Linked DNA regions of Homo sapiens: region 2 is linked to region 1. A link is a loop called in an ENCODE intact Hi-C map of the cell type or tissue named here. Cell type or tissue: B cell. All regions are shown on one strand. Each heading gives the region's core, and the rest is flanking DNA. Links, peaks and the distances in the headings are about the cores only.

The links. Peaks named below come from ENCODE experiments on the same cell type or tissue, not always from the same donor. Only the 100,000 strongest peaks of a DNase experiment are listed, where the experiment ranks them.
Region 2: a loop joins it to region 1, with 13 times the contacts of the local background. A loop is called at or near these places in 6 of 110 quality-filtered maps.

Annotation. Positions count from the first base shown.
Region 1 is chr1:174,249,117-174,265,671 of GRCh38, forward strand. RABGAP1L (RAB GTPase activating protein 1 like) reads left to right here. Exons shown (of 26, transcript NM_001366446.1): 6 at 1,359-1,516; 7 at 3,364-3,474. Among named protein-coding and RNA genes, the nearest start is that of RABGAP1L, 98 kb to the left of the region's middle. In B cell, for the core only: CTCF peaks have their summits at 9,113 (motif pointing right), 9,314 and 13,754 (motif pointing right); DNase peaks (open chromatin) are centred at 9,165 and 13,765; H3K27ac peaks cover 495 bases.
Region 2 is chr1:175,118,547-175,135,101 of GRCh38, forward strand. TNN (tenascin N) reads left to right here. Exons shown (of 19, transcript NM_022093.2): 11 at 15-278; 12 at 4,854-5,117; 13 at 8,409-8,539; 14 at 9,486-9,618; 15 at 10,049-10,200. Among named protein-coding and RNA genes, the nearest start is that of TNN, 59 kb to the left of the region's middle. RefSeq lists enhancers at 10,730-11,638, 11,639-12,545. In B cell, for the core only: CTCF peaks have their summits at 6,923 (motif pointing left) and 7,123; a DNase peak (open chromatin) is centred at 6,915.

The sequences.
Region 1 (16,555 bases), core at 5,836-13,835:
ACACACACATATGTATATACATATATATGTATATATGTATGTATAAAAGTAGTCACTAGAGTGGCCTAATACCAATAGAATAGATAAGAATAAGACCATTTCAGCATTCATTCTGGGAACCCAACACTTATAGCACAACAACATTGAGTAAAAATACTGGTAGCTCTTTATGTTACTGACTGTATTGCTAAAGCCAGTATTTGCCTTATTCTATGGTTCTGTATCTAGCCCCTGAGGCTGAGGGAAGTGAAGAGAGAACTTGGAGACTTGGCCAAAACCTTGTTTGTGAGAGTGTGTTGGGAAGATTCAGATACCAATATCATTTTAGTAAATTATCTTAGGATACATTCAATTTCTTGTATATTTTGAAGCCTAGAAATATCTATAAATAAATACAGTTTATTTTGTGAACTTAAATTAGTTCAATATCTTTATCACCATGTTTAAATGTCAGAGTTGTGAGAAGCAAATATTTGAAAGATAGCTTTTTTTTTTTTTAAAGTAAAAGGAATTCCTTCTTTCTTTCTTTCTTTCTTTTTTTTTTTTGGAGACAGAGTCTTGCTCTGTCACCCAGGCTGGAGTGCGGTGGTGCAATGGCTCACTGCAACCTCCACCTGCCAGGTTCAAGCAATTCTCCTGCTTCAGCCTCCCGAGTAGCTAGGATTACAGGTGTGCACCACCATGCCCTGCTAATTTTTTGTATTTTTAGTAGAGATGGGGTTTCACCATGCTGGCCAGTCTGGTCTTGAACTCCTGACCTTGTGATCTGCCTGCCTTGGCCTCCCAAAGTGCTGGGATTACAGGCATGGAGCCACTGTGCCCGGCCCTCTTGCCCTTCTTCATTCTTAAGATGCTCAGATCCTAGTTGCAGCTCCTAAATCATAGTTCTCTTCTGGTCTCCAGTATGTATGCTGGTGGTGCTTAGTGTTGAACTTTATCTGTATATATTTGAAAACCCTCCTCAGATTTGAACTTAAGTTTCCATGAAGTGAAATGTACCCCATTATTAATTTCAAAGTAAAAAATTCTGTTAATTTACTTCTTAAGCGATATTTCTTCAATATTTCCCTTCTTGGACTTCACATTGATGATAGTTTTTAGGTTGTAATAATTTAGAGTTTGGATGGTCTACATTTACCATCTACAGTTGTTTACTCCCTCTTTTTTTAATGCACAAGTGATGAAAATGTTGTCATGTAATATCTAAACAATGATAAATACTTAGACTATATATAAAAATATATATTCTGCCAAAGAAAATTGTCATGGAAAATTGTAGATTCAAGAGTTAGGAGAGAAGGATATCAGAATGCAATTAAAACCTTTGCCTAATGGTATTTCCTTTTTTATTCTTTTAGGTAAGCAGAATTTTGTACAGTTTCTGTACAGCATTCAAACGTTCTTCCAGACAAGTGTCTGATGTTAAAGACTCAGTTATTCCTACCCCCGACAGTGATGTGTTTACCTTCAGTGTCTCCTTGGAGGTAAAAGAAGACGATGGAAAAGGAAACTTTAGGTGAGGCATTTGGAAAGATTAAAAATTCGCATTGTATCTGGAGTATAATATAGGCGCATATAAAGTTTCAAGAAACTATACAGTGTTGGCATAAAGCCTCAAACTGATAAATATTTGGCTGGTGAATTAATATTTTTTATTCTTGTGCTTGTCAGATATTTCTTTCCTTTTTTTTTTGAGATGGAGTTTCGCTCTTGTCACCCAGGCTGGAGTGTGCATGTGCAATGGCACGATCTCGACTCACTGCCATCTCTGCCTCCTGGGTTCCAGTGATTCTCCTGCCTCGGCCTCCTAAGTAGCTGGGATTACAGGCGCCTGCCACCATGCCTGGCTCATTTTTGTATTTTTAGGAGAGACGGGGTTTCACCCCGTTGGCCAGGCTTGTCTCGAACTCCTGACCTCAGGTGATCTGCCTTCCTTGGCCTCCCAAAGTGCTGGGATTATAAGTGTGAGCCACCGCGCTTGGTCAGATACTTATTTTCTTAATGATTTAAAAAATACTGATACTGTAGAAAATTTAGTAAAATAATAAAAGTAGAATAAAAACTACGATCTTGTCAGCCACAGTCACTTTTAACATTTGGTCTCTTCCCTTTGTTTATTTCTAGGGGAATTTTTACACAATTGTATATATATACCTTTTTTTTTTCTTTATGTTAAGTGTTCTAATCAAAATTGTTTTTAACAGTAACTGATAATATATGGTTTGACCACCACTTAATTAACCATTTCTTTTTTTTTTGTACATTTAGAATGTTTTCCTCCAGTTCAGATATAGACAGTTAATAGGAAACAGTTATATTATTTAATGCTCAACTTTGTTCCTTAGCTGTGCCTTTAATTCTAAGAGTAGTTGCTAGCTAGGTATTTTATCTGTAGTTTTACAGACATTGAAATTGAGGTCATGTAAAAGTTGCTCAAGATATTTTTTCTTTTTAGATAAGACAAGCCATATTTTATACATTGATTATTTTAATGAATTAATTTGTAAGAATAGTCTAGCCTAGGCTAGAATTTGATTAACTTGTCCCTGTTATGTATCTCTTTGTCCATCTTTTGTTTATATATTCATGGATACATCACAGTCATCTCAAATTCTATGTGTCTAAAAGTATGCTCTTCTCACTTCCTTTGCTTTGGATTTCACTGTTTTACAGGCACTTATGACCACCCAACCAGCTAAACCAGACATGTGACAGTCTTAAGAACTTCAAGTAAACATTATTCCTAAATTTGTTTTAAAACTGAAATTTATCATGTTGTCATTTTTTTTTTTTTTTTGGAGATAGAGTCTTGCTCTGTCGCCCAGGCAAGATTGCAGCAGTGCAATCTTGGCTCACTGCAACCTCTGCCTCCTGGGTTCAACCAATTCTCCTGCCTCAGCCTCCCCAGTAGCTGGGACTACAAGCATGCACCACCACTCAGCTAATTTTTGTATTTTTAGTAGAGATGGGGTTTTACCATGTTGGCCAGGCTGGCCTCAAACTCTTGATCTCAAGTGATCAGCCTGCCTTGGCCTCCCAAAGTGCTGGGATTACAGGCGTAAGCCACCGTGCTTGGCCATGTTGTCTTTTTTAAGATCTTGCTTTTAACTTTGGTTAGCAGACAAAATATAAGGCTCTTGTAAACTCAATTTAGAAATTAATAATGACTGTGTTGCTGACTATAAAGTTTATAGTCAAATAAAATTAATAGTTTGCTGCCTGTGGCAAGGTGAGAGTTTAGTATATCTTAAGAATAAGGGTGTTGTTGCTTAAATACTTTGTTGTTTTGTTCTAACCTTGGAATAGGTTATTTTATCATTTTATTAGATTATTGGTAATTCCTATTCCTTTTGAATATTTCAGCCCTGTGCCTAAGGATAGAGATAAATTTTATTTCAAATTAAAGCAAGGAATAGAGAAGAAGGTTGTGATTACAGTGCAGCAACTTTCTAACAAAGAATTAGCTATTGAAAGGTAAGCAGCTTGCTCCTAAATGCTACCAAAAACTTGTATTGACATTGTTACTGTCTCAGATGCATTGCTCAGTGTGGCTTTTCACTATACTTCATTTTCTCCAATTAAAAATGAGGATAATTAATAATACTTTCTCTACTTTAACTTAGATGTAACTGGTTTCATTGAAAATCAATTGCTGGGGTAAGTAAACATGAAATGGTTTTAGTTTTTCAGTCATAACTGCTACAACTGGGTTTGTTCACATCTTTTTTTCTTGTTCCTTATTTACATACAGCATAAATACTTTTAACTTTTCAATCACTTTCGATTACTCTTCCACTTAGCTGCTGGAATTTCAGAAACTTTAAAAGATAGATACATATTTTTAAAATATATAAATACATACACATATACTTGTGTGTCAATTCACAGGAAAACTATTCAGAAAACAAAGGAATGGTAGGACAAAAGATATAAATAAAGTCAACAAGAAATGATAGTTCTGGAAAAAATATTCGTAATGTAGATGACAGGAAAAGGTAATGTCTACAATATACATAAATTTCTTAACAATTGGCAGAAAGCAGAGGAGAAAAACAGGTCAGAGTATAAACAGATCAGAGGAAAGCTACTGGATGGCTAAGAAACATATGTAAAGAGGTCCTGATTCACAAAAAGACAGGGAAATGCGAATTATAGTAACCTTAAGATATCAGATTGCAAAAATATGTAGTGATGGTGGGGGTATGGGGCAAAGGGAATTCTCATACTGTTAATGGAAATGTAAAATGTACGTATGTCCTTTTTGAAAACCAATTAGGCAACATATATAAAGATTTTAATACCTATAATTGGACACATAAGTCTTATTCTAGGGAATCTGTGCTATTCAAAATAAAAGTATCACTATTTAAGGACATTTGTAAGGATGTTTATTAATAAACTTAATTCAAAGTTAATTCAATACCTAGTACTTCTTTGTCTTTGTTGCTACATATTTGTTAAATTGAAAGTTGCTTTGTTATGCCAAAAAGGAAGTGCTCAAAAAAATGATGGGGGCATATGCTAAAGATAGGGTTTGAAGGGGCTTCAACTGGTTACTTCTTGGGCAATCTGAACAACAAAATAATTAGGTACTTCAGTCAATTATCAGTCAGTACTGAAGTCAATCAGTACTTCAGTCAAACAACAAAGGATGTTTATTAATTTAACTTTGAAGTATTATTTTTAGTGGCAAAAACTGGAAATACAGATGCCTATTTGGCTTCAAGGAGCAAGGGAAGTTGGTGATGCTCAAGAGAAATAAAAGCCTCTTCATCAAGACTGCTGTATACTATGTCTTATTCTAGGGAATCTGTGCTATTGGAAATAAAATTCCAATAATAAATAGATTCCCTCTGTCTTCCCTCCAGTCTCTAGACTGGGATGAGGGTGGGAGGCAATTGAGGCGCTGGCTGATGGCATCATGGCCACTTCTGTTCCTCTTAAATATAGGAGAAGGTATCTGGCCCCCAGTTATCTGCTGTTTTTTTTTTTAGAAGGTAGGCTATCTAGCTCCACTTTGTTCCCATCTTTGAATCCTGCCAGGCAACAGGAAAAGTTTTATTCAGCATCTTGGTACAGTGATGCATGCATGTGTTTTTAATTGCTTGCAAAGTTTGGCCATATGTAAAAACCATCTTTTATAAATTTTAAGATGCATGTGTTTTCATATTGAACATCTCTGAAATTGTAGTTTGTCTTATAATTGATGGCATTTTTTAAATACTTTAAGTTCTGGGATACATGTGCAGAACATGCAGGTTTGTTACGTAGGTATACCTGTGCCATGGTGGTTTACTGTACCCATCAGCCCATCATCTAGGTTTTAAGCCACACATGCATTACCTATTTGTCCTAATGCTCTCCCTTCCCTTGCCCCCGAACCCTGACAGGCCCCGGTGTATGATGTTACCCTCCTTGTGTCCATGTGTTCTCATCGTTCAGCTCCCACTTATGAGTGAGAACATGCAGTGTTTGGTTTTTTGTTCCTGTGTTAGTTTGCTGAGAATGATGGTTTCCAGCTTCATCTATGTCCCTGCAAAGGACATGAACTCATTCTTTTTTATGGCTGCATAGTATTCCGTGGTGTATATGTGCCACATTTTCTTTATCCAGTCTGTCATTGATGGACATTTGGGTTGGTTCCAAGTCTTTGCTATTGTGAATAGTGCTGCAGTAAACATACGTGTACATGGGTCTTTATAGTAGAATGATTTATAATCCTTCAGGTATATACGCAGTAATGGGATTGCTGGGTCAAATGGTATTTCTGGTTCCAGATCTTTGAGGAATCACCACACTGTCTTCCACAATGGTTGAACTAATTTGCACTCCTGCCAGCAGTGTAAAAGTGTTCCTATTTCTCCACATTCTCTCCAGCATCTGTTGTTTCTTGACTTTTTAATGATTGCCATTCTAACTGGTGTGAGATGGTATCTCATTGTAGTTTTGATTTGCATTTCTCTGATGACCAGTGATGATGAGCTTTTTTTCATATGTTTGTTGGCCGCATAAATGTCTTCTTTTGAGAGGCATCTTATAATTATAGTTGTCACCTTTTTTTCATGAGATACAAAAAATAATGGTGAGTCTTAAAATTGATGGCTTTCTTAAAATTGATGAAAAAGAGCTGAAGATATCGTATTTTTGATGTTGAATATTACAGTTCCAAAAGAATATGATTATATTTTGCATACAGGAACCTTTTAGTTTTTAGGGGTAAGCATTATATATAGCAGTGTTTTAAACTTTTTATTTGGAAGTAATTTCAAACTTACAGAAGAGTTAAAAACAATACAACTAGTAGAGAGAAGACCTGTATACTCTTTACCAAGATTGTTACCAATATCTCAGTGTTACCAGTGTTACCAAAATCTCAGATATTGATGACATTTTACCTAATTTGCTTTGCATTCTCTTTCTTTTTTTGAGACAAAGTCTCGCTCTGTCAGCCAGGCTGGAGTGCCATGGCCTGATCTTGGCTCACTGCAACCTCCACCTCCTAGGTTCCAGCTATTCTCCTGCCTCAGCCTTCTGTGTAGCTGAGATTACAGGTGTGCCCTACAACGCCTGGCTAATTTTGTATATTTTTAGTAGTGATGGGGTTTCACCATGTTGGTCAGGCTGGCCTTGAACTCCTGACCTCAAATGATCTGCCTGCCTCAGCCTCCCAAAGTGCTGGGATTACAGGCATAAGCCACTGTGCCCAGCTTGCACTCTCTTTCTCTTCTCCCTGCTACTCGCTATACACACACAGTTGTTTTCCTGAACACTTTTAAGAGTGAGTTAAATACATCGTGGCCCTTTCCTCCAAGTGCTTTAGTGTATGTTTTCCAAGAATAGGGATATCGCTTACATCACCACAGTATACTTATCAACATACGTGAATTTAGCATTCATACACAACTTTTAATCTAACCTGCCATTTGCCTTCCTATTTTGCCAGTTAACCTAATAATATCCTTTCCCCCACTCCAGTTCAGAATTCATTCCAGGATTAGATATTGCATTTAGTTACCATATGTCTTTAGCTTTCTTTAACCTGGAACATTTCCACAGCCTTCCTCTGTCTCTTAAGACTTGGACGTTTTTGGAGAATACATCCATTTTTCCTCTTTTTAATATAACATTGCCCATTTTTGGCTTTGTTTAATATTTGTGACTAAATTCAGATTATATATTGCTGCATAGTTTATATGTCCTTCACAGAGTATCACATCTGGAGGCAGATGGCTATCACAGAGATAGCCATCTGTCCCTTGATGATGATGATGTTAATTCTGATTACATAGTTAAGATGTCTGATTTCTTCCCACTATGATTACTTTTTTTCTTCCTTGCAACCAGTAAGCAGTCTGTGAGGAAACACATTAAGACCATGAAAATATGCTGGGCGCGGTGGCTCACGCCTGTAATCCCAGCAGATTGGGAGGCCGAGGCGGGCAGATCACGAGGTCAAGAGATCGAGACCATCCTGACCAACATGGTGAAACCCCGTCTCTACTAAAAATATAAAAATTAGCTGGGCGTGGTGGCGGGTGCCAGTGGTCCCAGCTACTTGGGAGGCTGAGGCAGGAGAATCCCTTGAACCCGGGAAGTGGTGGTCGCAGTGAGCCAAGATCACGCCATTGCACTCCAGCCTTGTGACAGAGGGAGACTCCGTCTCAACAAAACAAAACAAAACAAAACAACCAACCACGAAAATATATCCTGCTCCTCATCAAAATATCCTCCTTAATTTAACATTCTTGTATGATTCTTGTTGGATCTAGTCTGTACTATGATGATTGCAAAATGATTAATTTCTCAACTCTTGCCTTCTCTCTACATTTTGTATTCAGTCCTTGGCATTCTGATGTAAACCAGAGCTTTCCCTTTTCTTCCATTTAACTACTTGTTATTGATATAGATTCCTAAATTTAACCCCACCTCCTCCCCCCAGTACTATATAATTGACTGAAGTACCTGATTATTTTGGTGTTCAAATTGCCCTAGAATCAACCAGTTGGAGCCCCTTCGAACCCTATCTTTATGACATGCCTGCATCATTTTTTTGAGCACTTCCTTTTTAGCATAACAAAGCATCTTTCAATTTAAAAAGTCTGTAGCAACACAGACAAAGAAGTACTAGGTATTGAGTTAATTTAACTTTGAATAAGCGTTATTTTAAAATCTTGGACTTTTATGATTAAGTGGTATATTATGCCTGAACTGTGCCTAAATGTAAAGGAATGCAATCCTTCCTTTTCTCAGTAAGTTCCATGTTTGATCAACTTGAATATAGAAACCTAGACAAATATAGGTGAAATAGTTGAATGCCTAATTATATATATGTTCTTTGCTAACTGGGTAGAACATTTGCACACACATTTAAATATATTACACAAAACAATAACTTAGAAATGTTACTTTTTGCCCACCCTTATATTCATACAACAATTTTATCAGACTCTCATAATCTTTAATATTGATATCTTCATCATCCTTAAAACTACTTTTTGAATAATTTTAAGGCATTTTTTCCAGAGCACATTATGTCAACTTCTGCCTGAGTTGAGAGAAAATGCCTTTTGAATCAGTATATGCTACTAACATTGGATATTTTACCAAAAACACGAGTACACATTTGTACACATTAGGACAATTGTTTTTAAAGTTACTTTGAATACATAAATGCTATATTGGTTTTATTTCTTTGTTAATTGACACAGAAGAGTTGTATTATTGTGTACATGTTTTGAGATATGTATACTTGTGGAATGGCTAAATTACATTGTTTTTATTTTAACAACTATTTTGCTGATGCTAATATCTAACACTTGCAACCTTGGACTCATATATCCAACAGTAATTACTGAATCCATGTTAAATTTCATTGCTTCCTTTTCCACTGATTCTGTCAGATAATCTCTGTAAACATCCAAATGTTAATTGACTAAGATTTCTTCAGGTGAATGACTCTTCCCTAAACAATACTTTGTTCAGCATAACAGACCAAATTACCTGTGATACAGAAGATTTAGTAAATTCTTGGATTTTTCTATATTGGTAAAAGAAACATTTGCATTTCATTGGATTAAATGTGGTATTTAATATGTTTAAATCAGACTGTAAACAGTGGAATTTAAGGTAGTCCAGCAGGTGGCAGCCTTACCAAGAAAATTCTTAACACCTCTGAATCTTTTTTGTTAGACTGGGTCTCACTCTGTCACCCAGCCTGGAGTGCAGTGGTGTGATCATGGCTTACTACATCTTTCATTGCCTAGGCTCAAGCGATCCTCCCATCTCAGCCTCCTGAGGAGCTGAGACTACAGGCACATGCCATCATTCTTAGCTAATTAAACATCTTTTTTTTGGAGAGATGGGGGTCTCCCTATGCTGCCCAGGCTGGTCTTGAACTCCTGAGTTCAAGTGATCTTGACTTGGCTTCCTAAAGTGCTTGGCTTCCCAAAGTGCTGGGATTATAGGCGTGAGCCACTGTGCCTGACCCAAATCTTTAATAACTGCTGCTGACAAAGTTAATTTGTAATATAAAAGCATTGGTGTGAAAGAAAATCCTTCAAATTACATAATTTTTATCTTCTGAACGAGAAAATAAAATTTATCATTAAAAAATTTTTAAAATCATTATTTAAATTATGTAAAATTATCAACATTCTGGGTTTTTTTTTGTTTGTTTTTGGTGACAGGACCTCGCTGTGTTGCCCAGACTGGAGTGCAGTGATGTGATCATAGCTCACTGCAGCCTTGAACTCCTGGGGTCAGGCTATCCTCCTGCCTCAGCCTCCCAAGTAGCTGGGACTACAGGTGTCCACCACTACTCTGGGCTAATTTTATGTTGTCTTATTTATCTTTCATAGAGACGGGGTCTCGCTTAGTTGTCTGGGCTGGTCCCAAACTCCTGGCTTCAAGTGATCTTCTTGCCTCAGCCTCCCAAAGTGCTGGGATTACAAGTGTGAGCCACCATGCCTGGCCAATATTCTGTTTTTTTTTTTGAAAAATATATTATGAAAGAAGCCATTTCTGTGTGCATCCAAGGGTTTAAGGGTTGTTTATATCTAGATATTTTGCAAATTATACTGCAGTTGTCTGTCTTGACCCTTTTGATAACAAGCACTATGTTGTTTATCCCAGAATCCCCAGCATCTACTATAGTGCTTGGAATACAGAGCTTTATACTTAGCTACTTACTCCTTACTTAGCACTTTCTCAGTGCCAGGCACTGTTCTAGGTGGTATTTCTGAGGTATAGGTACTATTATCTTCATTTTTCAGTTGAGGAAACTGAGGTACAAAAGTTACATAACTTGACCAAGGCTATAAAATTACTTTTTAACTAAGTACATCTAGTACTAGAACACATATTCTTACTCTCTACTGCTTCTTTTTAAATACTTGACTAAATCAATAAAAAGTATATAAAAGTTTATAAAGTTAGAGCATTGGCTAAATTTGTTGTAATATGGAATTAATAACTGCACATTGCACCAATAAAATCCTATGTATTTTAAAGAATGTATGAAAACTGTTCTCAAGTCATGAAAACTTTTAATATTCTTTTCCTTTTCTTGATTACCCATGTTGGATATCACATATTAAGCTTTATTTAATAACTGGATATAAAAGAGCAATAATAATGGCCAACATTTAATGAACACTTACTATTTGGTGGCCATTGAACAACTTTTCTTAACATATGAGGAAGGTACTGTTATTATTACTGCATTTTTTTTTTTTTTTGAGACAGAGTCTCACTCTGTCACCCAGGCTGGAGTGCAGTGGTGTGATCTTGGCTCACTGCAACCTCTGCCTCCCGGGTTCAAGCAATTCTTCTGCCTCAGCCTCCTGAGTAGCTGGGACTATAGGCATGCGCCACTACACCCGGCTAATTTTTGTATGTTTAGTAAAGATGGGGTTTCACCATATTGGTCAGGCTGGTCTTGAACTCCTGACCTCGTGATCTGCCCGCCTCAGCCTCCCAAAGTGCTGGGATTACAGGTGTAAGCCACCACGCCTGGCCTATTACTCCATTTTATAGATGATGAAACAGAGGTTTAATCAGGTTAAGTAACTTTGGTTACTTGGCCAGAAACTGGTAGAGCCAGGATTTAAACCAGGGTCATCTGATTTCTGACTGTGTACTCTTAAAGGCTAAACCCAATTAATTCTTGATTATATACTAGGTTTAAAATTAAGCCAGTTTGAAGATAAATGAATTGGTATTCTTTGGTATCTTTTCAGCAGAATTTAAAAGTGCGAACTTAGATGTTAGGGCATTCAAGTGATTGCTCAGAAATTTCAAACCCTCAGTGCCTTGGGAGAAAAGCCAATTTGTAGAAGAGAAAGCTGACATTAACAACTAAGAGGAGAAAGCAAGATCATTGTATATGAAATGTGTGAGGAGTGGTAGGGCAAAGCTTACTTATTGAGGGTCTCCAGCTGAGATGTTAAAGTGTGTGTACATGAGGTCAGGCTCTTCTGGTGTTCCCAAAGCAGAAATGGTGATCATTTCTCTCTCTGACTAGCTGCCATTATTATGGGTTTTGGTATCACCACATACAGAAATATTGCAAAAGATTTCTTGCATACTAACACATTGATATGTATTTTTAAAGCCTTGATAGTGTTTAAAATACACTATTACTAGCACTGTTACCTAAATGCACTATTACTAGCACTATTACTTAGCACCTACTTGGATGCTTTGAATAGTTTGCTATGCTCAATATTCCAAAGGTGAGAGAAGGGGAAATTTTTTCAGTCTTTGCCATTAGTGCTCTGTCTAGTTGATTTTTTTTTTTGCCAAGTATTACTTCTTATTTCATGATAAAATGATTCAAGACAAATAATACCATATACATTTAGAAAATGGGCCTCTTTATTATTCCTTAACATGAAGAGGTTCCAATAATGGTAGTTTCAGGCCTTGGGGAAGGGTAATCAGGAAGCGATTTTTGGCACCAGGTTTTATGTCTGTCCTATCACTCTTCTCAGGGGTCTGCCCTCATATTAATACTTGTGCTAACCAGAATGAAGTAGTGATACAGCAAGCAGAATATAATGATTAGAGTTGTTATAAGCACACAACTCAATTTGCAGTGAGTAACATGGGCCAACACTGTTGGAAAATAAGGATTTCCATGAGCCACTTCTATCTCACATTGATTTGGGGGGATACAATCATTATATATACATTAGAAAAACATCACTTCTAAATGACAGTGATCATATCAGATCATGTAGTTTGATCATTTGGAGAGTTCAGTGATGTGCCTCTTTTGGTAGCAATTTTGCTTCAGTTTTCAATTTGTGCTTGCCGGCTTGCAGCACAAACTATATAATGAGAAACTGAAGTGATAAGAACCATACTGTGTAGCATGGGTGATTGATAGTACCTTTCCTTGTGTTATTTTCTTGAGGAAAAGATATCCTAGACAAGGAGTACTGAAAAAATCACCCAGGGACTCTCTTCTTCTCATGAAACAGTTTTTTAGTGTGAGTTGACATCACTAAATTTGATGGACAGTAGAATTTGAATTGTTTATTATTTTTTGACTGCTCTAACTTGATGTTAGACCATTCTGAGGGTCTTTTGCTGGATTTACTTAGTACTTATTTTTACTTTTGCCTTAGCAAGTTGTTACAGTTTTATTTAGGTAAAAACTCAAGTTACTATCTTGAAGTTGCCTAGATGTCAGTCTGATTTGGATGTTTTATTCTCTTATGTGAATTAGTACGTTTATGAACTTTTACAGCAAAATAAAGAATTTTAGATGTTATAATAATTTCTCTTAGAGGATATCATTCCTCCCTTTCCTGAAAATGGGAATAGATTAGTGGGATGACCCATATTCTGCATAACATTTTAAAAGCTACCCTGTGAGCTTACTCACTTGTCCTTTTTGTGTTTTCTTTTAAGGCAGTAGAAGGATAACTCTCTTTTTCCATAGGAAAACAGGTATTACTTACTTATACAAAAGTACTTTCATTATTCTCTGTTAATGATTTCATGTGACAATTGATAGAAAGCTATTGGCATTTTCAGGTGAATAATTTGGGGAGTGGATAACTGGAAGCTTCTATCTGACTCTCAGCCTTTGAACTGAAACTTGTAATCAGGACAGAATTTTCAGCATCTTTTCATTGCTGGCTTCTGTTGGCACCCAGTGGGGAGAGGCGGCATCATGGTTTAAGTATTAAATGTGGATGTAGTACTATTACGTTTTTAGCATTGTATTTTAAGAAATACTTTTAAAATATGAGCAATGAAAACATATATTGTTGTCTGTAATGTGTTCTCATAAGTTGATTGATTCTAGATGTTTTGGAGCTCATTAAAAAAAATTCCAGTTTGAAGTAATTGTAGATGCACAGGAAATTGCAATAATAGTATAGAGATGCTCTATGTGTGCTTCCCCATTTCCCCCTATGGTAACATCTTACATAACCATAGTACAGTATCACAGCTAGGAAACTGGCATTGGTACAATTTGCAGACCTCTATTGCAGCTCTTTTTGAATCCTTTTATAAATCACAGTATACTTCTATAATATAAACATTTAATTTATTGGTTTAAGAAATTTGGATATGTAGCCTGGCTGCTAATTAGAAGAGATTGGGTATTTTAACCATATCCTATCCAGTTACCAGGTTATTGCCCCTTGGCTCCAAATCTGTCCTCTTAGCTGATCTGCATTAATGGAGCTTTAAACATTTCTTCTTTGCAGCAAGCACAATATTAAATTATGCCAGTAGAGGGTGTTGCAGGGACACTGCAGGAAGATGGGGTTTCTTTTGTTTCTGATGTGTTACATTTATTGTTTTCTTGCTCTTGCTTATTGTAAGATCCAGGGACATCCAGTGATGCTGTGCTTTTGCTGATGTTTGGTTCAACCCAGCTGTGCACTCACATGCAGTCCCTCCGTGAGCTCATAGCTTTGGTTCTGTCTCAGTGAGGCCCTCCTACAGCCTTCCTGACACAGACACTGTGTGCCCCAGGCCTCGTACCACCCTGCCAGTGAGCTGACTCTGGAAGCCCTGATTTCCTTTGCCCACCTGCCTGCCAGCCTTTGCTGGCTGCAGCCCAGAGGGTTTCCTGCGTGCCTGTGGTCTAGCTTTGCCTGGGCAGTCCAACAAACTTCTTTGCTATTCATTGGGCTGTAATCCTGCCTTCTCCAGTGAGGTCTGAATACCACCTTTGGTGAAAGGACCCAACTTCCACGTTAGTTCTTCTTGTGGTACTCTCCCTTAGCTTTAGGGTTAAATTCTCTTTGTAGTTACTCTACTATGACAGTTAATAATTCTTTATAGTAAATTTTCCCTGTTTAAATTACTGTGTTTTCTGTCCTAATCAAATGCTGACTTACAGTATCTAATTGAATTAATATCTAATGATATTAAGCAGTCCATAAAGTTTCTGATATTTTTCCAGGAAAAACAAAACAAAAAAGTGGTTATTTTAGATAATCTTTTTACTGTCACAGTAATGGCAAGGAAAAAACAACTATTATTTCTACCGTATGTTTATTTCCATTCCACGCACAGCCTTTTTCTTACTAAAGCAAGAAACCCTGCAAAGTAGATTATCTTTTATTTACTTTTTTTTTTTTAACGGGGAGTAGGGAGCTAAAGCATTTTATTTTGCCTTGCTATGAGATCTAGCTTATAATTGGCAACACAAGTATTTGAATCAAGACCATCTTGCTATTCTTCCTAAAGCCTTTTCATTTGACTCTTCTGTATGACTTTCTTTCTTTTTTGGGGGGCCGGGGGATGTTTACAGGGGTCAGTATTAAGTACCTATAAATAGGATATGATTATTTTATTTCTTTAGTAAATATTGTTTAGTTACTAATATTTTATCCGTATTTGTAATAGTAGCATAGTTGTTTTATTCCCTTTTCAAGATCTTTGGATCATTTGAAGGGAAGAGGGAGGAAGACTTAAAAATGTTATTTTTTTTTTAGTAGGACTTTAAGCAATTAATTAAAAGTTAAATATGTCTTATAGGTGAAATTTTGTATTTGTGCTTTAAATATTTGATTTTTAAAATTTTCAGCATATTTTAATAAATTTACTCATTCTTTTTATTTCCCTGGTATTTTTTAAATTTTGAAGTTTTATATATTTAGGTGAATTATTTCATTATTCCACTGTACTACAAGAAACTTAATTCTTTTATAATATGAAATGTCCCTGCTTTTAAGGCTAATTTTCTACTTGTATACTCTATTTTATTCCATTTTGACATCTCAAAGACATTGTTTAAGCAGTCTTTCTTCTACCACACTTGCTTGTTAGATTAGCCCATCCAGTCTCATGACTTTAAATATATCTATGACTGGATGATTCCAAATGTTTTTCTCTGACCTGAGGTCTCCAAACTTATATATTCAACAACTTCAGATCTTCATCTGGCATCTCAAAGTTAATATGTTCAAAAATCAAACTAAAAAATCAAGTTTGACACTGTCCCAAACTTGTTCCTCCTGTAATTTCTCACAGTCTTTTTAATTTGTAACTTGATCTTTCCAATTATTGTAGATGAAAAACTTGGCATTTTCAACTCCATTTTCTCTCACTCTACATCTAATTCTTCATTAAATCATATTAGTTCTACTTCCAACTATGTAAAGAAAGAAAAACCCTAGAGGAAAGGGATTAAAGAAAAAATACGAATAGAAATGGGAAAAAATATAGACTGTAGATAAAAGAAAAAAATTAGAAAAAAAAACAAAAGAAATGACAATCGAGAGAAAAAGAAATAGGAACTCCAAGTCTAATCACTAGTTTTCTTATTTTATCAAAAGTTAATGTAGGTACTTTTGCTATAAATTTTCTCATAAAATTGAATTCATCATTTTTTGCCCATGTTTTGTTCAACCCTATCTACATGTGTTTTATGAGTGATAATCAGGAATCAGTAGCCTGCAAAATGAGCCTTTATGAAGGAGAAAAATGGACTTTTGTTAATCAGCTGTAGCTGTACAGGGGAAGATATTCCTTTTCTTTATGCTTTTAGATGTTTTTGAATTGTGTTTACAAATACATTCAATTGTAAAAATACTTGTAAATTAGCACCCGTTTATTTTGATGCATATAGCTAGTATCTGCAAAAGCCCAAATAATGTATCACTATCTGAATGTCCTGTATTAGTCTTACTGAATGGAAAAGCAAAATAATTGATTTTAAATGTTTTAAGCAGGGATTAAACCATGTCAGACTTTGAAATTTATTGGTTTTCTTGTTATAATCATTTTTAATATATTTTAAAATCTGACTGTAGCTAAGTTCTCATTTTGTATTTGAAGGGAGTTAGTAAAAGTACTCATATTTGGTGGGAGGATGGCTTGAATCAGGAAGTGGAGGTTGCAGAGCTGAGATTGTGCCACTGCACTCCAGCCTGGGTGACAGAGCTGGAGCCTGTCTTGAAAAAAAAAAAAAAAAAAGTGAAGAAGGAAAGCACTCATATTTGAGTTATTCTGCATTTTAAATTTTGACCCTTTATTAATGTGAGAATTAATGGGAACATTATTGCTAAGGATGGTATGGAGGGTT
Region 2 (16,555 bases), core at 3,344-11,343, 870 kb after region 1:
ATTTTTTTTTTCAGACATTGACAGCCCCCAAAACCTGGTCACTGACTGGGTGACAGAGAATACAGCCACTGTCTCCTGGGACCCGGTGCAGGCCACCATTGACAGGTATGTGGTGCACTACACGTCTGCCAACGGAGAGACCAGGGAGGTTCCAGTGGGGAAGGAGCAGAGCAGCACTGTCCTGACGGGCCTGAGGCCGGGCATGGAGTACACGGTGCACGTGTGGGCCCAGAAGGGGAACCAGGAGAGCAAGAAGGCTGACACCAAGGCCCAGACAGGTAATAGAAGTGAAGAGAAGAGCAAACCCGGGTAGTAGCTGCAGGTTGATCTATTGCAGCTGAGTGATGATGCAGCTGCTTTTGGCATCTGTAACCTCAGGGCTGCAGACTGTTTTAGGAGAGTTTGCTGTAAAAACAAAACAAAACAAAAACAAAAAACAAACAAAGAAACAAAAAACTTTCATTCACCCAAAGAAAGAACAACGTGTTATAGGAAAGGCGTCCCGATCCAGACCCTTAGAAAGGGTTCTTGGATCTTGTGCAAGAAAGAGTTCAGGGTGAGCCCATAGAGTAAAGTGAAAGCAAGTTTATTAGGAAAGTAAAGGAATAAAAGAATGGCTACTAGCCATGGGCAGAGCAGCCCTGAGGGCTTGTGGTTGTCCATTTTTATGGTTATTTCTTGAAGATATGCTAAACAAGAGGTGGATTATTCATACCTCCCCTTTTTAGACCATATAGGGTGACTTCCTGACATTGCCTTGGCATTTGTAAACTGTCATGGCACTGGTGGGAGTGTAGTAGTGAGGATGACCAGAGGTCACTCTCATTGCCATCTTCGTTTTGGTGGGTCTTGGCCGGCTTCTTTACTGCAGGCTGTTTTAACAGCACGGTCTTTATGACCTGTATCTTGTGCTGACCTCCTATCTTATCCTGTGACTTAGAATGCCTTAACCATCTGGGAATGCAGCCCAGTAGGTTTCACCCTTATTTGACCCAGTTCCTATTCAAGATGGAGTTTCTCTGGTTCAAGCATGTCTGACAAAACTATAGTAATGGACCCAGTGGGAGCAGTCCCATGAATGCCTTTTTTTTCTTTTTTTTTTTTTTTTGAGACAGTCTTGCCCTGTCGCCCAGGCTGGAGTGCAGTGGCGCTATCTCGGCTCACTGCAAGCTCCGCCTCCCGGGTTCATGCCATTCTCCTGCCTCAGCCTCCCAAGTAGCTGGGATTACAAGCGCCCGCCACCATGCCCGGCTAATTTTGTTTTTGTATTTTTAGTAGAGACGGGGTTTCACCGTGTTAGCCAGGATGGTCTCAATCTCCTGACCTCGTGATCCGCCTACCATGGCCTCCCAAAGTGCTGGGATTACAGGCATGAGCCACTGCGCCTGGGCCCATGAATGTCTTAAAACTCTTTCCAAAGCCTGTGTTTTTAATCATTGTGTCTCTCAGCTATAGGAAATAATGTAAAACCAATATAAAATTCTTAAAACCACTGATTAAAAACCTGTTTTGTGGCAAGCTATTTTGTATAGGTTTGACCGAATAGACGCTGTGTGATAGAAAGGAGCAAGTATTCACCTGGGTGGCTGGAGCCCTGTTTCCTTGCAGTAGGCAGCTGACTTTTAATGAGCATCATCTAAGTGCCAGGCCTGGGGAACACAGTGGTGAACAAAACAAATATCTCTACTCTCTTGAAGTCTAGAGTGAAGATAGACAATAAATAAGAAAACACATTTAAAACCGTAAATTATGCTAAATTCTGTGAAGGAGATGAACATGGTGTAGGTATAGAGAATTACAGGGTAAGGATGTCTTGCAGATGGGAAGGGTGAGTAGTAATAGGATATACATAGACAGAAACACTCAAATAACAGTTGCATCAGCAGGAATGGAGTGTATTCCTCTCTGTAGAATGTCCAGGGCTGATACGGTAGCTCCTCGTCCAGGAGACCCAGGCTTCTTCTGTGATTGTTGCTTAGTCATCCCTAGCAATTTGCCCTCCTTTACCTGGTCACCACCCTGTCTGCATTGTAGCCAGTGGGAAGAGGCATGATGAAAGTCAGGGCATCACTGGGACATTGCACATATCAGCCCTTCTCATGTTCCATTGCCAGGTCCCAGACAGACCTCACTGCAAAAAAGGCTAGGAAATGAGGTCTTTAGCTGGATGGCCCTGTGCCCAGCTTTACTTTGGTTATGCTGTCCTGACCAACACAGCAGCTGCTAGCTACATGTAGCTATTAAAATTATTTTTATTTTTATTTTATTTTCAGAGACAGGGTCTCATTCTGTTAGCTAGGCTGGAGTACAGTGGTATGATCACAGTTCACTGCAGGCTTGACCTCCCGGGCTCAAGCCATCCTCCCACCTTAGCTTCCCAAGTAGCTGGGACCATAGGCACGTGCCACTAAACCTGTAATTTTTTATTTCTTTTAGAGATGGGGTCTCACTGTGTTGAACTCCTGGGCTCAAGTGATCCTCCTGCCTCGGCTTCCCAAAGTGCTGGGATTACAGGCATGGGTCACTATGCCCAGCCTAAATTTTAATTAATTAAAAATAAAATAAAAATATTTTCTCATTTGGATTAGCCACATTTCAAATGGTCAGTAGCCACATGTGACTAATGGCTACGGTATCGGACTGTGCCGATTATAGAATACTTTCATCATTGCAGAGAGATCTGTTGGACAGTAAGTGTGCTTACAGAAGAAGGGGGAGAATGGATTTTGGCAAAAACTAGCCATTTCTGGCAAACGGAAGAGTATGTGTGATGTCCCCCAGCTGGAATAGTACCTGGGATGGTTGGAGAATGAAAAGAGGCCAGTTTTGCTGGAGCATAGAGGGTGGAAGAGCAAGTGGCCTGAGATGAGGCGGGAGGAGCAGGGGCAGATCAGCCAGGACCATGTGGTACTTAGAGGACAAAATGGGCTATACTTATTAATACTAGAAGAGTGATATGATGCAGTGTTCATTTAAAAAACATTTTCCAGGCCACAGTGAGGAGAATAAATGGAGAAAATGACAAGGATAGAAGTTGGGAGGTTCGTAGGGAAGCTGCTAGAAAAGTCTGGGTGCAAAATGCTGCTTGTCTAGGTAAGCATGATGGCAAAAGGGACAGAGAAGAGGGGATGTCTGGAATATATTTTTGAGGTATGGATGATAATACCTGTTGATAGATGTGGGGTAGGAAGAAAATGAGGACTCAAGTATGACCTGTGTTTTTTATTTGAGCAACATGGGAGATTGGACTACCATTTCTTGAGAGGGGAGACTGAGAAATAAAAAGTTTGGGGAGAAGCATCAAGACTTTTAAATATTTAAGTTCAAGATACTTGTGAGATTCCTTGGTTAATTGAGTGATTCATTTATTGATTACATAAATATTTATTGAGTGTCTAATACAGGCCAGGCACCGTGGTGGAGATGCAGTTGTATAAACTAGTCAGGGGCTCAGAATTAATAGATATTGTGGAGCGATTAGCATCCAGTTGGTATTTAAAGCCATGGGCATGAGTGAGATCACCTAGGTGGAAAAGTACAGAGAGGAAAAGAGGGAGCTTTGGGACAGGTGCAGTGACTCTCACCTGTAATCCCAGAACTTTTGGAGGCTGAGGTAGGTGAATTGCTTGAGCTCAGGAGTTCAAGACCAGCCTGGTGAAATCCTGTCTTTACAAAAAAAAAAAATACAAAAATTGGCTGAGTGTGGTGGCATGCACCTGTATTCCCAGCTACTCTGGAGGCTGAGGTGGGAGGATTGCTTGAGCCTGGGAGGTCAAGGCTGCAGTGACCTATGATGGCACCACTGCTCTCCAGCTTGGGTGAAAGACCGAGACTCTGTATCAACAAAACAAAACAAAACACAACAAATAACAGAGAAAGGGAGCTTTGGGTGCTCCAGTGTTTGAAGGTTGCTAACAAAGGACTGAAGAAGAGCCAGTGAGTTAGGAAAATCAAGGGAGTATGTAGTCATGGAAGCCAAGGGTTGAGAGTGTTTCAAGAAGGAAGGAGTGGATCAGCTCTGCCAAATGCCACCCAGAAGCAGTGTAAAGTTGAGAATGGCAAGTATGCATTAGATGTGGCAACACGGATGTTGTTGGTGACTTAGACTAGCAGATTTAGTTGTGTGGCATAGAAAGATGCAAACAGGATTGATTGGAGAGTGAGCAGTGAAGTTAAGGTATGTAGACATTTCTCTTGAGACAATCTGTCAGTTTAAGGTTGCAGAGAAATGGAATGATACGGGAGAGGATGGGGGATTCTAGACCTTGCTTGTCTGGGACTGATGACAGAGAAGAAGAGATTGATGACACAGGAGAGAAAGGGCAGATCTGCAGCAAAGTCCTTGAGAGGGTGGGAAGGCCTAAAATTCAGAGCGAAGAGTCTTGGCTTTAACATAAGATGTCAACAGGAACTTGGCCTAGACCTTCCATTTCCCTGGGCCTCCATTCTCCTCCCCTTTTATAAGTCGGAAAGGTTGGAGGATATGACTTCTTGGCTCTCAAATTCTGTGAAACAAAATAACTAGATACCAGGGAGATCAGAAAAGAGGTTATATCCACAGCAGTTTTGGTGGCTTATCTTGTTGCTCAGGAAGTTTTATTGTTATTTTGATGAGAATTACAAGGACAGAAATTTTTTATATTAAAAAGTGGGAGATGATCTGATTCCTTCCAGTTTTATATCCAGTGGTTTGTTTCCTTGGAAATGGAGACCAGGGGCCTTTGACTCGTGTTTTAAGTGGAATTCTACCATTATTAATGATAACATGATGGAGAGCTCCTGGTGATGAGGTGGTAAGATGCGATGTCTTCCTTTGTTCTAAAGTTCAGCCTTTTCTAAATCTTTTTAAAAAGAAATTGACGGCCCCAAAAACCTAGTGACTGACTGGGTGACGGAGAATATGGCCACTGTCTCCTGGGACCCGGTTCAGGCCACCATTGACAAGTACATGGTGCGCTACACCTCTGCTGACGGAGAGACCAGGGAGGTTCCGGTGGGGAAGGAGCACAGCAGCACTGTCCTGACGGGCCTGAGACCAGGCATGGAGTACATGGTGCACGTGTGGGCCCAGAAGGGGGCCCAGGAGAGCAAGAAGGCTGACACCAAGGCCCAGACAGGTACTGAGAGGGACCAGGCCAGGGGAACACCTCACACTTATCAGGAGAGAACCTTCCTCCATCAGTGGGCTGGGGAGGGGAGCAGGAGGGTGGTTGCTTTACCCGAGGACATTCTTCAAAGTGGTTCCTTTTTTACGTCTTTGAGCTAATTAAGTTGACACAACAGCTCAGATAAGATGAGAGAGTATAGAGGGAGTGAGTGCTGGTGTCAAAGGTGGCCTCCCTCACCCCTCCACCCGGCCCAGCGCTCAGAATCTCCACACTTGCTATGGAGAAAATGGTTGGGCCTCAGCTGCAGTTGGGAGAAGACAGAGGCAGGAGCCTCTTCTGTTTCCATCTTCCAGAATGGAGGCAATGGGGATGCATCTTTCTCCATTCCATCCTCAGTTGATGATGAAAGGTGCCTGAATTGCATGTATTTTGTGTGTGTGATGGGGCCTCTGATCTTGGCAGAGCATCACTGAGGTCAGAACCCAGAGGCACTTGGAAGAGAGCACTGTGCCCACCCTGAGGTCTATGAGCCTCTTCTGGCAGTACGGGCAAGGTCTGTCCATTCCATCCATGGCTGAGCGCACCAAGTGTTGCCACGGGACCTAGAGATGGCTTGAATTTCTCTATGGTTTTTATTAGTTAAAATTAGCTTGCATTTTTAATCTAAAAAGTAATATATGCTTATAGTAAATATTTTCAAACTAAATAGAGACGTGTTAAAACAAAACAAAACAAAACAAAAACGGCCAGGCGCGGTGGCTCATGCCTGTAATCCCAGCCCTTTGGGAGGTCAAGGCTGGTGGATCACCTGAGGTCAGGAGTTTGAGACCAGCCTGACCAACATGGAGAAACCCCGTCTCTACTAAAAATACAAAAATTAGCTGGGTGTGGTGGCAGGTGCCTGTAATCCCAGCTACTTGGGAGGCTGAGACAGGAGAATTGCTTGAACCCAGGAGGAGGAGGTTGCAGTGAGCCAAGATTGCGCCATTGCACTCCAGCCTGGGCAACAAAGAGCGAGACTCCATCTCAAAAGCAAACAAACAAACAAACAAACAAACAAACTCCTCTCTCTGTCCTGGACTCCCTAGTATGCAGGGTTGCTCTCCAGATGCAACCAGTAGCCAGTTCTCCCTTCTTCCCTCTTTCCCACTTCCTACCTCCTTCTCCCCTTCCTTTCTCTGTTCCTTTCTCTCTTATTCCTTTCTTCTCCTCTTCCTTGTTTATCTTCTCTTGGGTTCACCTTCTCCATTTTTGAAGACAGCAATAAAAAGATTCTCATTTTCCTGCTTCATAGAAATGTGAAAGTAACTAAGACAGACATCTCAAGTCCATAACCAGGGAGTGGTGGGCAGTCAAAGAGGTGGCAGGAGATTGCTTAAGATGTTAAAATAGCCACAGTTTTGCCTTGATTGTGAAATCAGGAAATTCAGTTTTTCTGTGAGACGAATAGAATAAAATCCATGCCAGATGTTATGCTTTAGAAAATCAAACCAAGTTGATATTACAGAAACTCAAAATTTGTCAAAACATCCTAATTCAAAACAACAGCTGTCTGATTTCTATTAAAATACTGCAATTCAGCTCTCAGCTGAAATGCTACTGGGTAGAAAATAGCCTGGAGACGTCTTTTTGGGAAGTTATAAATTAAAATAACCTTCTATGATAATGCTTTTTCAAAAGAGAAATTTCCATTCATATCTTCTTTGGTTAAAAAAAAAAAGAGCCTTCTGACCAGTGATGTTGACCAGTATTTTTGCTGAGCTTCTGTTTTCCTGGTCTACAGTGCACACTTGCTTACCCACGCGTTCCCTCTAGTGTTTGGGTGAGGAAGTACATAGAAGAAGAGCTCTGCTTTTCCTATATCCCTTCTCTTTCCCTCTTCCCTCCCCCACCTCTTCCTTTCTTCTCTTTTCCTTCCTTCTCTCTCTCTCCCTCTTTCTTTCTCTTTCTTTCTTTCTCTCTCTCTCTCCCTTTCTCTCTTCTTTTCTCTCTCTCCTTCCTTCCTTCCTTCTCTCCCTCCCTCCCTCCTTTCTTTCTCTCTTTTTTCTCTCTTTCTTTCTTTCTTTCTTTCTTTCTTTCTTTCTTTCTTTCTTTCTTTCTTTCTCTCTCTCTCCCTCCCTTTCTCTCTTCTTTTCTCTCTCTCCTTCCTTCCTTCCCTCCCTCCCTCCTTTCTTTCTTTCTTTTTTCTTTTTCTTTCTTTCTTTTTTCTTTTTCTTTCTTTCTTTTCTTTTTTTCTTTCTTTCTCTCTCCCGCTCTCTCTCTCTTCTCTTTCTTTCTTTCTCTCGCTTCTCTCCCTTTCTTTCTTTCCTTCTCTCTCTCTCTCTCTCTCCTCTATACAAGCACCTGTTCCCTTGCCTTCTCCTTCTCTTCTTTCTCTACTGGGTATGCATCTAAGGCCACACACTTCAATATGTAACAGTATGTAAGAAACATAACTTTTTGTTTCTTTCTTTTTTTTTTTTTTTAAGACAGAGTCTTGCTCTGTCACCCAGGCTGGAGTGCAGTGACGTGATCTTGGCTTACTGCAACCTCCGCCTCCCGAGTTCAAGCAATTCTCCTGCCTCAGCCTCCCGAGTAGCTGGGATGACAGGCGACCACCACCATACCCGGCTAATTTTTGTATGTTTGGTAGAGATAGGATTTCATCATATTGGCCAGGCTGGTGTCGAACTCTTGACCTTGTGATCCGCCTGCCTTGGCCTCCCGAAGTGCTGGGATTACAGGCATGAGCCACCGTGCCTGGCCAACTTTTTGTTTCTATGCCAACTTAATTTCAATCATAAGCCCATATTCTACTTAGGGTAAGCTCCTTCCTCAGGGCTGTATGTAAGTCTTGGGTAGTTTCCCAGTGACAGGCATTGGGGCCCATCCAGCATTTCAGGCAACTTTCCAGGCGGGCCAAGTCACCCTGGTTTCTTTGTGCATGGCCCTTTCAGATCTGTGGCCCTCTTATCTTTCCACATCCTTTTGGGAGCCCTGCCATCTCTGAGGATCTATCTGCCAATCTAGGCTGTTAATATCCACCACTTTGTGGGAACCTGCCTGGGAAATGGGGGCCCAGATTCCTTTCCTCTGGGACCCACCCAACGCCCTGTTCTTCTTGTCTCTAATGGGTCTGTACTTGTAGAAACAAAGGTCAGAAAGGCCCTGTGGCAGGGAGGAAGAGAGCCTGCAAACTGCTTGAAAGAAGGAGGAGAAATGGGAGGGTTTGAAAAGGGGAAAATATAAACTGATGTCTCAAAAATTACCTTGCCTCAGTTGTATCTTAGTAATAACAATTACCTGACTTTCTACGTACAGAACTCGACCCTCCCAGAAACCTTCGTCCATCTGCTGTAACGCAGTCTGGTGGCATATTGACCTGGACGCCCCCCTCTGCTCAGATCCACGGCTACATTCTGACTTACCAGTTCCCAGATGGCACAGTTAAGGTACGGGGATTCCTTGTCTTTTCTCCTGGTGCCTTCTCTTCTGTGTGAAGCAACTAACTTGGGCCAATCAGCTCATTTGCTGGCCTCACGGCAACTTGCTGATCTTTACTGATCACATTGCTGGTTGTACATCTGCCCCGGGTTATTTTGTTTATTGTTAGTCTTCCCCAATAAATGTAAGCTCTATGTTTGTCTGTTTCATTTATCACCATATCTAAAGTGCATAGGACAGTGCTTAGCACATGGTAGGTGTTCGATATATATTTATTGAACAAATTGATTAACCCTTATTTCAAGGGTTATACCTCCCCTTAGAATCTGAAGGCCAGCAAATTTTCAAAACCTGTCCCAATGGAAAATTATTATTCTCCCTCCTTGCCAATGAAGAAAGAAGGGAGGAAATAAAAACAGGAAGGACACTTAGGTTTATGTGTTACCTTAATTAGTGCTTATGACAGCACAGCTAGGAAGGTTAGCCCTATGTTTATAGAGGAAGTAAGACTGGTTCAGAAGGAAGTTTATTGAAATATCAACTATCTCCTTGTCTCAGATATCAGTGGCCAGTTTCACCTCCCCTATTAATTTCTCCTTAGCGCGGCATTGCCAGCCTGTTCCTGCTGGCAATGTAGCCACTATAGTTAGAGCCCCTGTGTGTATCTGAAGGCCAAAGTCTCCCAGAAACTTGGCCGGTGATCCTGAAGCTGCAGTCCTGGGTGCTGGTTCTCAGCTGATGCTCCCAGTAGTGCTGACTCTCCATGGCATGGCTCTCCAGAGAAGTGGCTGGGACCCACTGCGATTCTGGGCTGCCACTGAGGCTTCGGAGAGACAAAACACTGTGCTCTCAGAGAGCTTCTGTCATTAGCACCAGGGAACGCTGTTGACACCTAGGGTGCTAGTGGGTGATAAACTGAGTCACTGGCTGTCTAATCTCTCCCTTGTTTGGTAGGAGATGCAGCTGGGACGGGAAGACCAGAGGTTTGCGTTGCAAGGCCTTGAGCAAGGCGCCACCTACCCTGTCTCCCTTGTTGCCTTTAAGGGTGGTCGCCGGAGCAGAAATGTATCCACCACCCTCTCCACAGGTAATATGGAATCCTGTACTCTGAACGACCGTGCAATGAGAACCAGCACCGGAAAGCCTAGCAAAGGAGTCCAGGGAGGAGCAAGTGGATGCAGAACTATTGATTTCTCTAGGCATGGGGAAGTGGAAATGGGGTTGTGTGTTCAAAAGAAATCCACCCCACAGTGGGGAGGCTAAAGAGAGGAGTGAAATAGAGTGTTACTTTGTGAGGGAGCTGAGTTGGGGGAGGAAGTGATGTGAACTTGACCTTTTCCTGGTGCATTTGGGGAGTTGATGAGAAAAATAAGATATGAGTGAAGAGTTGGAAGAAGCTGAAGTAGGAAGTTATGAAATAATTTCCAAACAAAATAAATTGCCTTAAAATAGGAAGAAACTCCACCTCTTTCCTCCTTGCCCTTGTCCTAACAACACTCTCTCTGCTTGGCTCCCAGTTGGTGCCCGTTTCCCACACCCTTCGGACTGCAGTCAGGTTCAGCAGAACAGCAATGCCGCCAGTGGTCTGTACACCATCTACCTGCATGGCGATGCCAGCCGGCCCCTGCAGGTGTACTGTGACATGGAAACGGACGGAGGTGGCTGGATTGTGAGTCACGCAGAACCCTGGGGAGCTCTGTGTAGGGCCTTCCTTCTCAGCCCAGGATGCCGGTCATGGATGCTCCATAGAGTGTTTGGAGCCCTATTTCTTCTCCACCCATGGAAGAGAGGAGTTTTGGTGGCTTGTAGCTGTTTTTAGAGAGATCCCAATGTTACAGGAAAGGGGTCCCCATCCAGATCCCAAGAGAAGGTTCTTGGATCTCATGTAAGAAAGAATTCAGGGTGAGTCCACAATGCAAAGCAAAAGCAAGTTTATTAAGAAAGTAAAGTGGTGAAAGTACAGCTACTCCATAGACAGAGTAGGGCGTTTCTGAAAGTAAGGAGGAATGCATGCACCCTATGTACAAGACTTGTTTATATATAGGATAAAAAAAGATCATGAGGGGATGTGCTCTATTACAATGGTTCGTGATAAAGGATTAATTTTCTTAATTACTATATTTTGCGAGAATCAATATTATTATATTTAAAGCAACATTAGGAGTGCTTCTGTTCTCAAGATATCAGGACATTCCTAAGTCTGGGTCTGTTTAGTAAACACTGTCAATCTGTTCCCTTAACCATAAACATCTGGAGGCTAGGAATACCTAACTTTCTGGGAATGCAGCCCAGCAAGTCCCAGCCTCATTGTCTTAGCACTCACTCAAGATGGCTCTGGTTCAAATGCCTCTGACACCAATCAACTGTAAGGATAGAGCCTAGTACTTAACCACTGTCCTAGAACAGGCTTGGTTAGACTAAGGCTGATGACTATGAAGGCTTGTGAGTTGATCATCATCTAGTAATGCCTTATATGTATGTATTACCTATATTTTACCTTCTTCAAAGCACTTCTGTACACATGACCCTCACACAACAGCTTTAGAGTAAGTGAGAGAGGATTGTTTTTCTTATTTTACAGATAGGGACAGTGAGTCCCACAGAAAGAAGTGCCTGGCCTAAGTCATACAAGAATGACAAAGCTGGGACCAGATTTCAAAACTCCAGCCTCCTAATCATTGGTCTTCTCAGTGAGTTCATCTCAGGTCATCCAAGATGCGAATGCATAGCCTGACTGGGGAGTTCAGACCTCTGAACTGGAGTCCATTGTCCAAGTTCTGTACCCTGTCTCCACAGTACAGCAACAAGGCCTTTGAGGTTTTGATTGGAAAGACTAAAGTCTGAAAGACGGAAACTTGGGCAATGCTCTAATTGTCCCTCTTCTGTGTAGATGTTTTATTCTCTTGGGCCATTGTCTGCCTAAACCACATGGCAGCTTCTTTGATTGCATCAGCCTGATCCAATTATATGATAAGCTGTTTTTGAGGGTTGCAATCTGATCCTTCCATCTCCCCTTGCCCCTTTTCTCCCTGTGCCTGAATGATAAAGACTCTCACTGCTCCAAGCCAGCATGCAGCCTTAACCTGCTGTGCATCCGCAACTCACTGTGGGAAAGAGAGAGCATGATCTCATAGTGCTCAAACCTTATTCATTTACACATTCACTCAGGGGCCTGGGAAACCAAAGACACTTGAGCAGCCATGAATAAAAAGATACCATCTGATGAGCAGCAATGAAGAAAACTTATTATCTGCACAGCGACATCTGACGGTTGAAAGGCAGTAATTGGATTGGCTGGGGGAAATTCCCGATTGATTTATAAAAACAACAGAGCAGAATGTAACATGGGAGGTCTTCCACCTGACCAGACCCATAGGGCTGTACCTGCTGCTTTTCATCAGCACCATTGTAAGGCTAAGCATTCTGTCCCTTCAGGCCTGCAGCCCAATTTCCTGCCTTTGTGCCTGTAATTGACTTTTGGCAGGACGTTTGTATTGTCTAGTGTGGCCTTTTTGTAAGCCAAGCTCCCACACAGAAGGAGTTATCTGGGGCAACATTTAGAAAGAGATCTGTCAGTCTGTCTGCCCTGGAATAGTCATGACTTATTGCACATATATTTATTGAGTGCCTACTATGTGTCGGCACTGCTTCATGTACTCAAGATCCAGCAGTGAACCAAACCAACAGAAATCCCTGCCCCCAAGGAGCTTGCCATTTACATCCTGCTCATGCAAATGACCCCTCCTCAAACACAGAGATCGGTTCCAAAAATAATAAAACCACTGTGCATTCTCACCCTCCCCAGCCCCAACCCCACCCCAAGTCTTGTTTTCTGAGCCAGACTCCTGGGGGTCATGCATGAACTGAGGTTCTGCAGGGTTTTACTTAAAGCCACCATGCTCCAGAAAACATGGAGTCCTGAAAACTTCCCCACAAAACATTTTACTGACAGTTGTTACAGTTTTTTTGGGGGGGTTCAAGAGTCCTTTGTCACTGAAGGATGACCCATGGTCTGTTTCTCTGTTTTATTGAGCTTTCAAAATCCTTTTATGGTAATTCTTCCATCCCAAGCAACAGGAACTCAATCTGAAGAATAGGCCAGAAGAACTGTGCCCTGAGGTAAACTCTGCCGCTGGTGGGAGGCTGGAAAGAACATCAGGGAACACTTAATGTTTCAAATATTTCCATCTTTGTTTTCCATCTTGAAAGTCTTAATGCATTAGAGGCTCTTTCCACAGACATTTCAATGCAAGTTTGACTTTTTTTCTCTGTATTTAGTCATTCAGGGCATTGAGTAAGTTCTAGAATGCAATGACAACTCTAGTATAGAACCAGACACAAAGAGGTTTCTTTTGTTTGTTTGTTTTTCTCCCTTTGAAACTTATTTGGTAAGGGGGTTTTGTGATACCCAAATAGTTCATTATAGGGTGTTTTCATCTCATAGAATGGGAGTGGATTAGACTCTGAGTGAGTCAATTAAGGCTGCCTGATCAAGATGTATAAATGATCCCTGTGGGTCAGTTCATTTGGAAACTGATATAATAAAATGCAAACTAACATTTATTGAGAGATCATAATAACTTATTATATCTATATATGCCAGGGTCTGGCTTAACTACTTTATGATTTACTATGATTAATGATCTTGCCGAAGCCTTGATTTAAGATCGTGACGGAGAGGCTGTTAACATCTTAATCTAACAGTTTAGAAAAGTGAGGCTTGTCAAGGTTGCCCAAAGACACAACTAGTAAGTATAGAACTGGTTCTGGTTCAAAACAGTGATGCAAAGAGCACCAGAATCATTTTTGGAAGCTTCCCTGGCCCAGATGAAGTATTATTACACACACACACACACACACACACACACACACACACACATCGCTGGAAAGCTCCTATCAAGCTTGGGCACTGGGTTCACTGATAGGAGATAGAGACCAAATACCTTTGTAATGCATTCTAGGGGGGCAGGGTTGGATTTGAGCCTGACCTTGTGGTGGGAACGTGATTTGACACGATGTATGTGGAGCCATACATCGGTGCTACATGTATCCTAAAATTCCACTGTCCTTGGTACAACAAGAGTCCCAAGGAAGGGGTTGGACCAGGCACCTTGCTAGGAAATTAGCAAGTTCTCAGAGTCTTTGAAAATTCGATTTGGGAAACAGATTCAGTAGGGCTGGTATTTTCAAACTTTCTGACAGAAAGATAAGATTTATGCGTGGTCTTTGTATCAGTGATTAGCTGTAGGACTCTGGATACTCGCTTTTCTGGACTTTCACATCTGTCAAATGGCATCATAAATACTTGCTCCAGGGCCAGCACTCACGAAATGATTGTCGTCTAAGTGAATAAATGAGTGAAGAAAAGTGAGGGAAGCCAAGAAGGAAATAGGGCATTTTTAAAAGATGGATACTTGAGCAAAGGGGAAAGAGAACAACAATGTTAATGTGGTGTTAGCTGTTTGCCGTGATATTTCCTACATTCTGTTCAGTAGCTCTTGCCTATTTATAGAACATTTTTATGTGGTGTCTCATTTAGTCCTCCCAGAAGTCTTATGAAGTAGGCTCTTCTCTTCCCTTCCATTCCTGTTTTACCATGAGCTGGCTGAGGGTCAGCAATAGAAGAGGCTGCCTCAGCAATCCCCACCCATCCCCTGCCCAGGAAGTGGCTGTGGTCTGACTTGGAGTCTGGAGCCTTCTGCATCCATGGTGCCCCACTCCTTGGCCAGCAGACATGAATGGGTGCTTTGGAAGGAGTTAAATATGCACTCCCATGTGGAGCTTTCAGCATTGCTGCAGGGTAACCTACTCTCTCTTCCCGGAGAAAAATATAAAGAAGGCACAAATATCAGGTGGTTTACCTTATAAATTCAAGATAATGTGTTTTACTTCAAGGCACATGCTGTGAAGTCTAGTGGAAAGGAGGGAGATTAGATTTTGTGTTGGGGCTTCTGCATCTGAATGAATGCAAAGAAAAATAGGCAGAGAGAGAAATGCAATTCTAGCCTTTGGTTAGTGGGAATCATTCCTGAGGTTAGCTAGGATGGCATTCAGCTTGGCTCTCAAGGTCATGTGGAATTAGATGTATTATCAATTCCAATAGTGTATACAGGTGTGTGTGGGTACTTTTCAGATTTACTTCCTATAAAAGAATCCAATTTACTGTGACTGGAACTGCCTTCCTTCTCCAAACAGTGGAATTTTTGAAAAGAAGGCAGTCCACACTTTGGTGAATGGCACCCAACTCTGCCTCCATTTTCTTGCTTCTCACTCATTCTTTGGCCCGTTCCAGTTTGGCTTCTGTCCATATCTCACACTGACACAGCCCTTGCTAAAATCACCAGTGATTTCTGTGCCACTAAATTCTAGGGATGGTTTTGGCCTCCTGTTCCTTGAGCTCTCATCAGTACTTGACACTATTGACCACACCTTTCTCTTTGTGGCTTTTGTGATTCCATATTTTTCTAGTTTCTTTTTCTCCACTTCTGTTGCCCCTTCTCTCTCCTTAATGGATTCGTCCTTCTTCATTATACATATTGGATGTCCTCAAGGCTTGATTCTAGGCCACTTTATCTTTTCAGTTCCCATTTTCTTCCTACGTGATCTCAGCTTTTCCCATGACTTCATTTTACCCTCCTCTGGGTCCCATGCTTCTCTGTACTAATTAGGATAGAATGGGCTCCAAATTCCAGCGACTGAACAAACACAGTGTATTTTTCTTATATGTGCAATGTGTTGTGCAGGTTTGGCAGCCAGATATAAGTGTGACTCAGGGATTCAGGCTGTTTCCAGCTTGTAGTTCTGCTGTTTCAGTGTGTGGCCTTTCCCATGGCCCCATGGTGCATGGCAGTAGAAGAGAGAGTGTGGAGAACCCACCCACACACAAAAGGCTCCCACCTACAGCCTTTTGGCTGCAAACAGTCACATGGCTCCAACTTAAATGCAAGGGAAGCTGTAAATGGACATCCTCCTCCTGTGTTCCTGGGAAGAGGAAAGTGAACTGAGACTCAGTGAACTCCTAGCATTGCCTGAGACACACTCTACCTTAATAAGTCTAGCATAGACCTCTCTTTAGAACTCCAGCCCTTACATCCAATTGCTCTGTGGTATTTTCATTCACTAGCACACCTCAGAAATAACTCACACTTAACCACATCCCCAAATGAGCTCATGACCCATTCATAAAACCTGTACTTGGCCAGGCGCAGTGGCTCACACCTGCACTTTGGGAGGCTGAGGTGGGTGGATCACGAAGTCAGGAGTTCAAGACCAGTCTGGCCAATATGGTGAAACCCCGTCTCTACTGAAAATACAAAAATTAGCCGGGCATGGTGGTGTGTGCCTGTAATCCCAGCTACTTGGGAGGCTGAGGCAGGAGAGTCGCTTGAACCCGGGAGGCGGAGGTTGCAGTAAGCCAAGATCACACCACTGCACTCCAGCCTGGGCAACAGAGTGAGACTCCATCTCAAAAAACAAACAAACAACAACAACAACAAAAATAAATAAATAACAATAAACTACCACCTGTCCTCTCTGAATCCCCCATCTCAGTGAATAGCTGAGAGAAGAGTCATCTGCAAGCCCATACTATAAGAAACTTATCTTACCTTGACTTCCTCCTCTTTCAGTTCCACATTCTGTCACCACCTCTGTCAACTTTACCTTCTATGCACTTCCATCTATTCTCAGGGCATTCCTCATCCAAGCTACTGTCCCCCTTCATCTGCACTCTACAGTGGTCTCCTAATTGGTCATCTCACTTCCACTCTTGCCCCTGACCAGTCCATTCCATACACTACAAGCTAGAGACGAATCTGATTGGATCTCATTTCCTGCTTAAAACTCTGCAATAATTTCCAGCGCTCTTACCTGGACCAACGTCTTCAACAATCCCTTTTAAAGGCTCACCAGGACTGACTCTTGCCATCTTCTCAGCCTCCCTTTCCATCCCTTCCTCAGCCCCCAGAAGCCCCAACATTCACCCCCGTGCTCTTGCCTGACCACTCCTACTCATCCTGCAGCTC